Linked DNA regions of Homo sapiens: region 2 is linked to region 1. Evidence: chromatin loops called from intact Hi-C (ENCODE). Cell type or tissue: dorsolateral prefrontal cortex. All regions are shown on one strand. Links, peaks and the distances in the headings refer to the core of each region. The heading gives the core; the rest is flanking DNA.

What was found. Peaks named below come from ENCODE experiments on the same cell type or tissue, not always from the same donor. Only the 100,000 strongest peaks of a DNase experiment are listed, where the experiment ranks them.
Region 2: it touches region 1 in a loop (2.2-fold over the local background); 3 of 110 quality-filtered maps call a loop at or near these places.

The regions. Positions count from the first base shown.
Region 1 is chr2:239,103,814-239,109,178 of GRCh38, forward strand. HDAC4 (histone deacetylase 4) reads right to left here. Exons shown (of 27, transcript NM_001378414.1): 15 at 4,237-4,370. Among named protein-coding and RNA genes, the nearest start is that of MIR4441, 21 kb to the left of the region's middle. In dorsolateral prefrontal cortex, for the core only: a CTCF peak has its summit at 2,704 (motif pointing left); a DNase peak (open chromatin) is centred at 2,688; H3K27ac peaks cover 3,315 bases.
Region 2 is chr2:238,967,861-238,973,225 of GRCh38, forward strand. No RefSeq gene overlaps it. Among named protein-coding and RNA genes, the nearest start is that of LINC01940, 44 kb to the left of the region's middle. In dorsolateral prefrontal cortex, for the core only: CTCF peaks have their summits at 2,819 (motif pointing left) and 3,021; a DNase peak (open chromatin) is centred at 2,811.

The DNA.
Region 1 (5,365 bases), core at 281-5,280:
GGAGCCGTAGCACACAGCCTTCCTGCAGGACGCATTGCACCTGGGGGTCCTGTCCATGCAGGGTGGAGGAAGAAGGGGCGGAGCCAAGAACTCAGTCCCCGCCCACAGGGGAGAGACCTCCAGAGGGCAGGTGCGCTGGGCAGGGACGGATGCTCTGCGGGTTCTCTTCTCATGAACAACAATTCCACAAAACCGGGCTTCCTCTATGAAGGTCTCTTGTTTAACAAAGAAAAGATGTGACACGGCTTCCGGTGGTAAAAAACGACTCTATGGTCCCATCCACATAACCTAGTGCTGCTTCTACTTTGGGGACATAAGTCACATGTCCCTGGAAAGCCAGGCAGGAGGGACGTACTCTCTGGGTAGGGGTCAGGGTGCAGTTGGGGCCCTGGGCGGCTGCGGGGGCTTCTAATTTATTTTATTTTATTTTTTTTGAAACGGAGTTTCGCTCGTTGCCCAGGCTGGAGTGCAATGGCGCAATCTTGGCTCACTGTAACCTCCATCTCCCGGGTTCAAGTGATTCTCCTGCCTCAGCCTCCTGAGTAGCTGGGATTATAGGTGCCCACCATCACACCTGGCTAATTTTTGTATTTTTATCAGACATGGAGTTTTGCCATGTTGTTCCAGGCTGGTCTTGAACTCCTGACCTCATGTGATCCACCCGCCACGGCCTCCCAAAGTGCTGGTATTACAGGAGTGAGCCACCGCACCTGGCCAGGGCTTCTCATTTCTAATGACTTCAGGAAGCCCACATGTGTGTACAGGCACAGGCAGCTGTGGCCAGGGCCAAGTTCCCTCTGGACAGACGGGCCTAGGCAGCCCACGCTTGGGAAGGTCCCCGTAGGGGACCACAGGCTGTGCCCTGCGGTGCCAAGAGGCAGGTCATGTAGTGTGGACTTTGGGTGAAAGAACGGCAGGGTAGCCATGTGTGTCCTCCCCACTCAAAAGCGACCCACTGGATAAGAGACTGAATTGCAGAAAGAGAGATCTGACGTTAGACCACAAATGAAATTCACAAATTAAAGTTGATGTTAGAATAAGGCAAAGAAGAAAAGTAGAAAAACCCTCTCCTTACAAACACATGAAATGGACACAGAAAAGACACAGGATCAAAGCCCCAAAAGCTCTGCGACACCGCGACGGCTGGGGCTGCAGGTGCGCGACACCGCAAGGGCTCGGGCTGTGCGTGCGGGACACCGCGATGGCTCAGGCTGTAGCGTGCAATATTGTGACGGCTCAGACTGAGCACCTGAGAGGCTTTTCCAGAGCCACTCTGGGAGCGGTGGTGATGGTGGCCCCTTCCTGCTTTCTTGGGAGGCTGACCTCGTTATTTCTGTCTCCCTTTAATTCCTAGGATAAGACAGAAGGAGTCTTTGCTCCTTACAGCAAACACAGGCTTGGGGCAGGGTGCAAATCCCAGTGGTGGCCCTGGTCTCTGTGGCATCTGACTTCCAGCCCACCCACTTCTCCTCTCCTTCCTGGACACCGTGCCTGGAGGCAGGACAAACCAAGCTGGGCAAGCAAATTGGCCAGGAGCTGTTCTGGCTCCCGGGAAGCCTCTGCAGGAGGGCGGGGCCCGCACACACACATGGCTATACTCAGAGGACCCCCGACTGCTCAGAACGTGTGAGGCAGCTTCCCAAGGCCTGCTCTGGAGTGAGGCAGGGAGCGAGACAGCTGCACTGGGAGCCACGTCTTGCTGGGCCGGCCTGCCAGTATCGACAGGGTCCCAAGCTTGCAGAAAGTATCTCCCAGCCCACTCTCATCCTTCCTCACCACGCGAAGCCAACTCAGCAGTGTGAGGGGAGGGCCTCACCCCCCAGGCCTCCAGGCAGTCGTCTACCCAGAGAAGGGGTGCTGACTCTGAGGCCCTGCCCTCGGGCCTGGGCTTCGGTCTTGCTGTGGCCTCCAAGTGGTCCGCGGACTGGGGAAGTCACAGCCCCATCCACCCCATCTTCTCCTATCGGGTACCCACTCTAACCATGCCCCGTACCCATGGCCCCTCTGCTCGGCCATCTCAGGAGGCCAGTGACCCCTGGCAGGCTGGCACTGGAAGTCTGGTGGGTGACGTCACGTCCCCCTGGGCTGAGTTAGCACACTGCTCGCTCTGAACCTGGAGGGGCACCCGCACTGGAGAGCTGCCCCACGTGTGGGAGCAAGGCACTGCTGTCCAGGGAGTATGGCCTCCACCGCCTCTGTGGCTGTCTCCCAGCCACCTGTCTTTCTCCAGCTCTCCTCTCCCTGAGATCCTGCCAGGCTCAGGTCTTGTCCCACAGCCCCAACACCTGGGGACCCTCTGCCAGCCCCTGGCCCAGTCGTGGCTGGCACCTTCACCCATGGTGCTGAGGACAGGCAGAGGAGCCGAGGGCGGGCGGAGGAGCTGAGGGCGGGCGGAGGAGCGGGCTGTTTCTTCCAGGGTCTTTGCTTTCTCACTCCTCCCTCCCTTGCTTGCATTTGCTTTGCTTTTCTGGCTGAGAGACCCTCTCCCAATCCCCTGGCCTCAGCGGAACCTCCTGGGGGTGGGGGCACATGTAGGGGAGGGACAAGGAAGCAGGTTATGGAGCTCTGGAAGCCTCAGGAGGCCTTGGGCAGTCCCCAGAAGGGGCAGCAGGACAGCTGTCTGGTCCTGTGGAGGGAAGGGACGTGGGGAAGGAGTTTCCTGCAGCCAGTGTCTGCTGGGCAATGCTGCCCTCCAGTGGCACAGCCGTCCTGACCAGATCCCTGAAGCAGGTGCCAAGAGCCTCTACAGTGGCTCCTCCCCGCCTTCCTCCTCCCTCCTCCCAGAGGGCACTGCAGGAGAGGGTCCTGGGCCTGACTTTTAGAGAATTCCCCCCTGAAAATTATGTATCACCAATAAAACTGGTAAAGGAAACGGGGGGTAAGATGAGGCACAGATTAAAAGTTCACAAATATCCCAGCTTCTAAAGGAGGGCAGGCGAACCTGCAGGGCGGGACCCTGCAGAAACTAAGCCAGGAGACCAGAGGCCCTCCGTGCCACGCCAGCTCCACGTGCTCACTCATCTCTGCCACAGCCACTTGGGCCCTGGGCTGTCGGGTGTCCAGGACTGTTGGAGGGGTGGGTGTGGATGTTCCTGTCCACCCTGTGCGCTATCTGTAGGATGGTGGGATTCCTGGTGTGGGGAGTGGACATAGCAGGTCTCTACTGGTGGGCCCTGGCATGGGTGGGGCCTTGTGCGACCCTGCACAGTGTTGCCAGCCCCTCTCTACAGACAAAGAAATGGAAATTTGTCCAAGGTCACCAGCTCCCAGACGGGAGTCTCTTCTCTTCCTGCCCTCGCTATCAGCAGGGCCTGGCCACACCCTCCTCCCTGTCAAGAGCTCAAGATCCCCTGTGACAGCTGCCTCCAGGGTGAAGAGCACCAGCTGGGACAGCCTCACCAAAGTGCGGCCCCCGTCCTGCCCTCAGGTGTTAATCGGCTGATCCTTCTTGCCTCCTTGGGCCTGGGAGTCCACTGCAGCCAGATTCGGGGCAGGGCTCTGGTTCCTATCAGGAGGCGGGGCCGGGCCCTCCTTGTATGAGAACAAGTGAGGCCGCTGCCATCGCCTGGCGGCCAGGGAAACTGAGGCACAGCCAGAGCTGCAGCATCCCCGAAGCCTCCTCGTGTGACTCAGCCACATAAGGGAGCTGAATTCAAACCAGGCCAGGGCCCTGCCTGCAGCTCCATTCCCTTCACGACCCACTGCCTCGCCAGCACCTTAACTCTGAGGAGGGCCCCAAGGGCCTGAGGTCTCCCTGTGTTCTCGAAGAAGCTTTTCAAAATCTTAAAAAAAGAGAAAATTATTTTAACAAAAAGCCAACAGGCCTGATCTGAGATATAATCGGATCTCCCCGTGGCTCCTTCCTGGCAGCCCTGGGGGAGCATGGTGGGAACTGGTTTCCTTGGGGAAGTGACCCGGAGGCAGAAAGCAACAGCCCTGGACCTTGAGAAGAGCCTGCTAGGTGGGAGGTGGGAGCGAAACATCAGGAAAGGTCACAGACAGAGGCAGCAGCTTCCTGCAGGGAGGGTACGGGACTCCAGGGAGACAGCCCCGGGCTTCTCAGCAGATAGCTGCCCGCCCAAATGCAGACAGTGAAGATGCTTGTGGCCCTTCCCCCGGGGCTGTAAGCCCAAAGAACCACCTGCAAAACCAACACCCTGAATCACGCGGGCCCACGAGGGTCCCCTCTAATGGTGCCCAAAGCCGCAGCTGCCCACCTGCCCCGGTCGGCGTTACCTCGCATTTGCCCCGGAGGCCCGTCTCCTGCAGGCGGGACCAGATGCTCTGGATCCTCCCGGCGTGCTCGGGGTGGCTGCTGCTACTCCCGCAGGTGCACTGGTGCTTCAGCATCAGCGTGTCATACACGAGGCCTGGGGCGGGGCAGAGGGGCCAAGATCAGCGCACATCCAGGGGCGAGCCGACCACCCACTGGCAGGCTGCCCCCGGGTGGTGGCGGAACCACCACTTCCCTAGAAGGAGACGGAAGCTGGGACGGTTCTTTAGAAAAATACCACGTTTGCCAAGACTCCTTGACTGGCCAGGCCCAGAGAACGTGGACGAATGCAGAGGCCAGGCGGGTGGGAGGGCCTGCCTGTCACTCATGCTCACAGTAACGCCCCAGGACCCAGGCAGGGACGTGCGCAGCTGCCCTGCTGCAGCAGGCTGAGGAGAAAACAGTGATGAGGAGGTCTGCCCTGGGTGGCTGGACCTTGCAGGGGTGAGCTCTATGTGGGACTTGTGCTGGGGAGGACGGTGCTGACTTCTAGAAGGAGGCGACTCTAGCCCCCTACCCTCAAAGTCTGCCTGGTCCTGGACCAATAGTAACTCCAGTTCTGCTGGACGGAGAACTGTCCAAGGTACTTGAGATTCCAAAGAAACACCAGATTCGAGCTCTGCCTTTAGAAACTTCCAGAGGGACTGGAACACATATGCTAGAAAACACACGCAAAACCCATGTACACAGGTCTACTTAACCTCTGACTGTGAAAAGAGGCCAGCCATGTGCTCACCACAGCACTGAGCTCAGCATGGACGGGCCCCCAGGGTGCGGCAGCCACAGAAGAGGCTCCTGGTGGGGGCCCCAGAACCAACTGGGCCGGCAGCCTGGGGCTCTGCAGCAGGAAAGGCAATGTGCCTGAACCCGTGTTGGATGCCACCCTGTCTCAGTCAGCATACGTGGGACCGCTGTGAAGGGGAGAGTATCTGACCTGTCTGCAGAGGCTAGAGATGCGAGGGAAGGCCAGGTGGCCCTCCGGGGCACAGCTCTGCCCCGGCCCCTTCTCACCAGGCCTTGGCCCCTGGTGACACCTGGCAGGAGGGCTGCCCCGAGGCCCTGCCGGGACATGTCTGTGCTGCACACACCTGG
Region 2 (5,365 bases), core at 243-5,242, 140 kb before region 1:
CTCCCGAGCTTCACCGGTCAGGCCAACTCCCTCAGCCTCCTGTCTCTGGCCGCAAAGTCTTTAGGCTCAGCCCTGCCCAGTGCCTGCTCAAGGGTGTTCATCTCCGCAGAGGTGGTGAATGTAATCTCTCATGCTGAAAAAGTGTGGGACGGGGCTGCCTGGTGGCAGAGGTTACTGTCAGAGATTGACAGGGCCTGGAAACCCTCATGCCTCCTCCTCCTGGGTTGGAAATCCTGGAGCAGACTTTCAAGGCAACTTTCAAGGCCAAATACAGACGCCAAGGTCAAATGCAAACAAGCACAAGCGCCGCTGAGCGTTAGGGCTTGCAGGACGTCAGGGAAGGAGCCCAGACTCTGGTTTTGGGGCTGGGAGAGATTTCCAAGCCCTCTTCTTTCACATTGGACAAAGGACGTTGTCACTCTGAGCTGTGGCCATCTCCCTGCCTCGAGGATAAAGTGGGTGAAGCCTGAGGGCTGCTCAAGGGTTTTAATGACCTACATGAAATGGTGGCTTGATGGGGCCCATTGCGCTAAAGAGATTCTTATAAAATAGACACGGGGGCAGCTAGAAGCTTCGGGCTCCTCCGTGTCCAGTGGCCTTGGGCAGCCTCCCAGCTCCATGAAGCCTCAGTCTTTGCATCTGTGTAAAGGGGACACTCACTTCTGTCCCGCTTCATCCATAGAGTGATAGACACGTAAGCTAATGTGTGAGAGAACGCCCTGACAATGGGGAAGTTCCTACAAGTATGAAGCTTTGCTTGCAGATCTCAGAGAAAAGAACAACGGGTGGTTGTGGAGTCCTAAATTCCCTATTGCCATGTGTTTGCTCACTTAGAGGACAGTGAGGATGGCTTTGATTCCCCAACGTGAACCACAGTCATCGTTTCTTTACCCAGTGTGGTCAGCCCTGAGACTTGGGCTGAGGCTCCAATGCCATCCTGGGGGCTGGGCCTGCTGGAGCTCCTGGAACCCCGGAGGGAGTAGCCCTGTGCCCTGGGGGCCCCTCTGTCTCTGCAGTCTGACATCGTACAACCCCCAGCTCTCAGCCATGCTGACATTTGACCCTCAGTTCCTTCTCAAAATATCCCTGACAGTTCCCTGGATGAAAATGCAGTGGCATTCAATGAAAATTTATGTGACGGGCCCCAGAGGAAAGAGTCAGGGCCCTGATGGGTTTGTTTAAGCCCCACCCACCACCTCTGCTGACCCCAGCCCTAATGACAGGGTGAGCTCCCAGCTCCATCAGGAGTCGCAGTGGGAGGCTCAGCATGAGGCTCCGGTTACCAGCCGCCCGCAGCCTGCCAGGAGGAGCAAGCAGGGGTGGACACCAGTCCCCAGACCTCAGGCCCTCGGGGTCCGCTAGGGAGCTGCCTCCTGCACCCCTCCCTGCACCGCTGCACCATTCTGACGCTGGCTGCGGTCTGGCTTTTCCTTCCCAGACCTTCCCCTGATCAAAGCGAGTCCTTCTCAGGTGCCCGACCTGCCCAGGTGGCCCTGCACCCGAGGCCCAAGATCTGCCCAGTGGAAGGAGAAGAGAAAGGAGCTTCCTTGCCTGGGGTGTTGAGGACCCTGATGGGGGAGCCCCTCATCTTATCACCCATTATTTTGCAGGACTGAAAAGCTGCCTCCCAGCAATCCCATGCAGATGTGATCACCTAAGCAACATGGTGACCTGCAGAAGAAGAGAAAGAGAGGGAGAGAGGAAAGGAGCGTGATGTGCAATATCGGGATCTGTCCTCCGCATCTGTGACCTGCCCAGACGGCCCAATGGGACACTTGACCTTGCCTCATGGTGCTGTGGTCCAATGTATGACTCCAGCGCAAGATGAGCCTGAGGAAGGGTGGCACTTAGCTGGGTAGGATTTGTGCCTACGTGTGCCACATTTCTTGGATAAAAATTAAAATGGTTAATAACCTCCTAGAATAATGTGGAAAATCGGAAAGGATTCTGCAGGACGCAAGCGGCCAGAGGAGGCACACACAGCATCAAGCCCCAGATGGGGGCCCTACCTCGCTCCTCTTCCTCCCTCTTTCTCTTCCCTTTGGTTTTGTGGACTCCATGGGGCTTCTCCACCCCTTCCTCTGCCTTCATGCCATGTGAGAGGAGGGAGAAGGCTCATCCCCCCAGCATCGTTCAACAGTACCCAGCCCCAGTCACGCCAGGACCCAGAATTGATCAGATGCCAACAGAAGGCACTGAGGGTGCCTCAGGTAGAGGGCTTCTGGCATCTGGAGCGTGGCATGGGGAGAGTAGGAATTTGTGGGTGTCAGGTGGGAGGTTGTGGGTTCCCCCAAAGGGCTGGCTGGGAGGAGGTGGTAGAGCAGGTTTCAGACCTTGTGGGTGGACACCTAGGCAGGATTTTCCTGCCCCTGCAACCCAAGGGCTTTCAGGCTGAGGTTCAGATGGGCTCTTTCCCCAAGAGCACTGTGCTGGGTTGGGTCCCCGAGTCTCTGCATCAGTTCCTCACAGAGTTTCCAGTTCTCTGGAATCTCTGGAACCCCGGCCCCTGGAGTTCCCAGTTCTCTGGAATCTCTGCAACCCCGGCCCCTGGAGTTCCCAGTTCCCTGGAATTCCTGCCCCTACATCTCCGCTTAGCCAGTCCTTAGCCATCCTTCAAGGCTGGACACACAACCCTCACATGTACCAGGCAGACCCCAGCCCCATGCATGCCCACTGTAGACCATCGGTGGAGGCTCTCCCTCCTCCTCTCTCTCAATCACCTGCCTGAGGAGGCCGAAGGCCAGGTGTGACCAGCCAGGCTGACCTAAGGCCCCTGTGACTGTGCTGGGCTCTCCTCTGCCACCTAGTGGCCAACCCCTGAAACTGCTGCAGGCTTTGCCTCTGACTCAGGGGCTGACCACGTGGCCCCTTCCAGGTCACTGGATGCTCTTGGGGGCTCTTCTCCTCACCCTCCACATGGGCAGCATTGCTGACCTCAGTAGCTGCCCACAGAGGCTGTGCTGCTCTTCTGCGGCCGGGGTTGAGCCCTGGGTTCAGATGGGGGATGAGGGCTCTCTGTCCTTGACGTCAAGCTGTCTGATCTGTTTGCTCTTGCCACCCTCTGCTTGGTCTCTGGGGTGCCACCTTCTACCCAGCCCTCACTGAGTGTGAGGGCAGCCCGCTGAACAAATTGGAGGCACGTTCCTGGGGCCGGGCTGGAGTCTTGGGTGCCTCAGCCTCACACACATCCCAGAGTCAGGCCCCCCACCCCCGCTAGTTATCCACAAGGGCCCACAGGACACTTGTGCCTCTTGGAACCCCATCCTCCCAGGAATACCCCAGAAAGGCAGAGAGTGACCTTCATTTCATCTTTATTCAAAAATCTTAGTCTCAATCAGCAACCCAAGATGGCATCCCCCTCCGTTGTAGAAGGTCCTCCGAGTCCTCATGGGAACAGAATTCCTGATGCCTCCAAGTCCTTGAGGGCCTGTGGTCCTTGCTGCACAGCAACACACTTCTCACCTGACTAAGGACTGGGTTGGGGGCTCACTGCTCATTCCTGGAGGGGCCACAGAGCCTGGTGCAGCACTTGGTGTATGGGGGCAGATGGATGTGCAGCCAACCATGGCCAGCCATGCCCACTGCAGGGCTGCTTATGCCAGCCTCTGCCTCCCTTGTAGGACAGTGAACTCCAGCTCCAGCAGCCTCCCCCAGGACAGCTGCTGTCTCTGGCCACTTACCAGGGCTGGGCTCCATGGAGGTCATGGCAGATGCAGATCTTCCCACAGCTGGGAGGCTGCCAAGGCCAGAGGCAGGTGGAAAGAAGCCCATCACCTGGGCAGAGGCCCCCAGGGCAGATCCTGGTACTCACCCATAGCCCCCTGCCTCCTGTTACCACAGGCTAGACAGGGATGCTCAAAGCCCCCAGAATCTGCTTCCTCGCTGGAACCGAGCCTTGTGTGAGGCCGCTAGCGGACTCTTAATGTCCAGCAACCCCCATGTCTCTGAGCCCGGAGTCAAGTCAAGGAGCATGCAAGCCCCAGCCTGAGAAGCTTCTAGGCACCCTCAGGCCCCCATCAGACAGGGGGAGATGTCAGGGTCAGGAGGAGTCCAGAGGTTGCCCAGCAATGGCCACCTGAGCAGGGACTGAAGTCCCTGTGACTTGCATGACTAGACTGCCTGTCCAGAGAAGGTTCCCCTCACCCCAGCCTTGCCCCCAGATGCTATGACGCGCCGGGATTCTGCCCATCCCCACACCTCTGGTGTGTGCACCAGCTGCTGCAGAAGCAGACCAAAGGGGAGCAAACACGTGTTGTGCTGGTGTCACACAAGGCTCCCTGTGCCCTTCCACAGATGGACGGGGTGGGGATGTCAAGAACACACAGCCAGTCAGGCAGCCCCAGATCCTGTGCCCGTGCCTCACTGCTCAACTCTGTGGCCCCCACAGTGAGGGTGTGAGGCATGCCACCTACATGGGGCCTCATGCAATGTGTCTCTGTAGGGATGTCCCAATGCACCAGCTGCAGAATGATGAGCACTGGAAGACTGCCCCTCCCAGGCCCCCTCCCTGAGACCCGGATCTGCCTGCTCTCACCAGGAAGACGTCCTTTCCGTGTTCGATGGGTTGGACTGAGGAGGGGTGGTCAGGACATATCCCTCGGCTGTACACACCTGAAAACACACCCCTTCCAGCATCCAGCTCTGCAAAAGTGAACCTTAGGACTTCCTCCACCCCACTAACAGCACTTTGGAGAGAACTATGTCCACCACTTGGCAGGTTTCAACTATTTGAGAGTAGCATCTCGATCCACTTCTTCCAGAAACTGTCTGTCTGGGTATCCTGAGCAGCACAGCCTACTGAGCTTCATCAAACTTCACATTTCTTAGATTAATTAATTTTAGAAAAATAGAGAACTTAAGCTCCGATACACCTAGGACACCCTGCTTTGAATATGTATGAGCATATAACAGATTAGCATACAGAGGCTCTGACAAGGCCTGCAGCAAATGTATCTGACTTTATTTCATCTAGTTGTTGCCAACCATTTTCATGTATTGCCTGTTAGCATCCTACCAAATAGAGACTCATGGGGCTGAAGTGACCAGCTCATCCCAGGAATTTCATGGGACTTTCCTGGTTTTAGCAGTGGAAGTTCCACACCCCTGGAAACCCCTCAGTCCCAGGCAAACCAGGACAGTTGGTCATCCTACAAAAAACCCACTTTGGGAAAGCTGCTCTGATGAATTATTTCCAAAGCACATTCCACTTAATTTTCCCTTCCCTTCTTCAGATGCTTAAGAGAAAGAAAATATTTTTTTTAAAAAAAAAAAAAAAAGCAGGATAAGAGCCGCAGGATGATGGAGTGAAGCTAAAAGCCCCAGGTCCAGGGGGAGGGAGTGGCAGGGAGGAGCAGTGGAAGGGGTG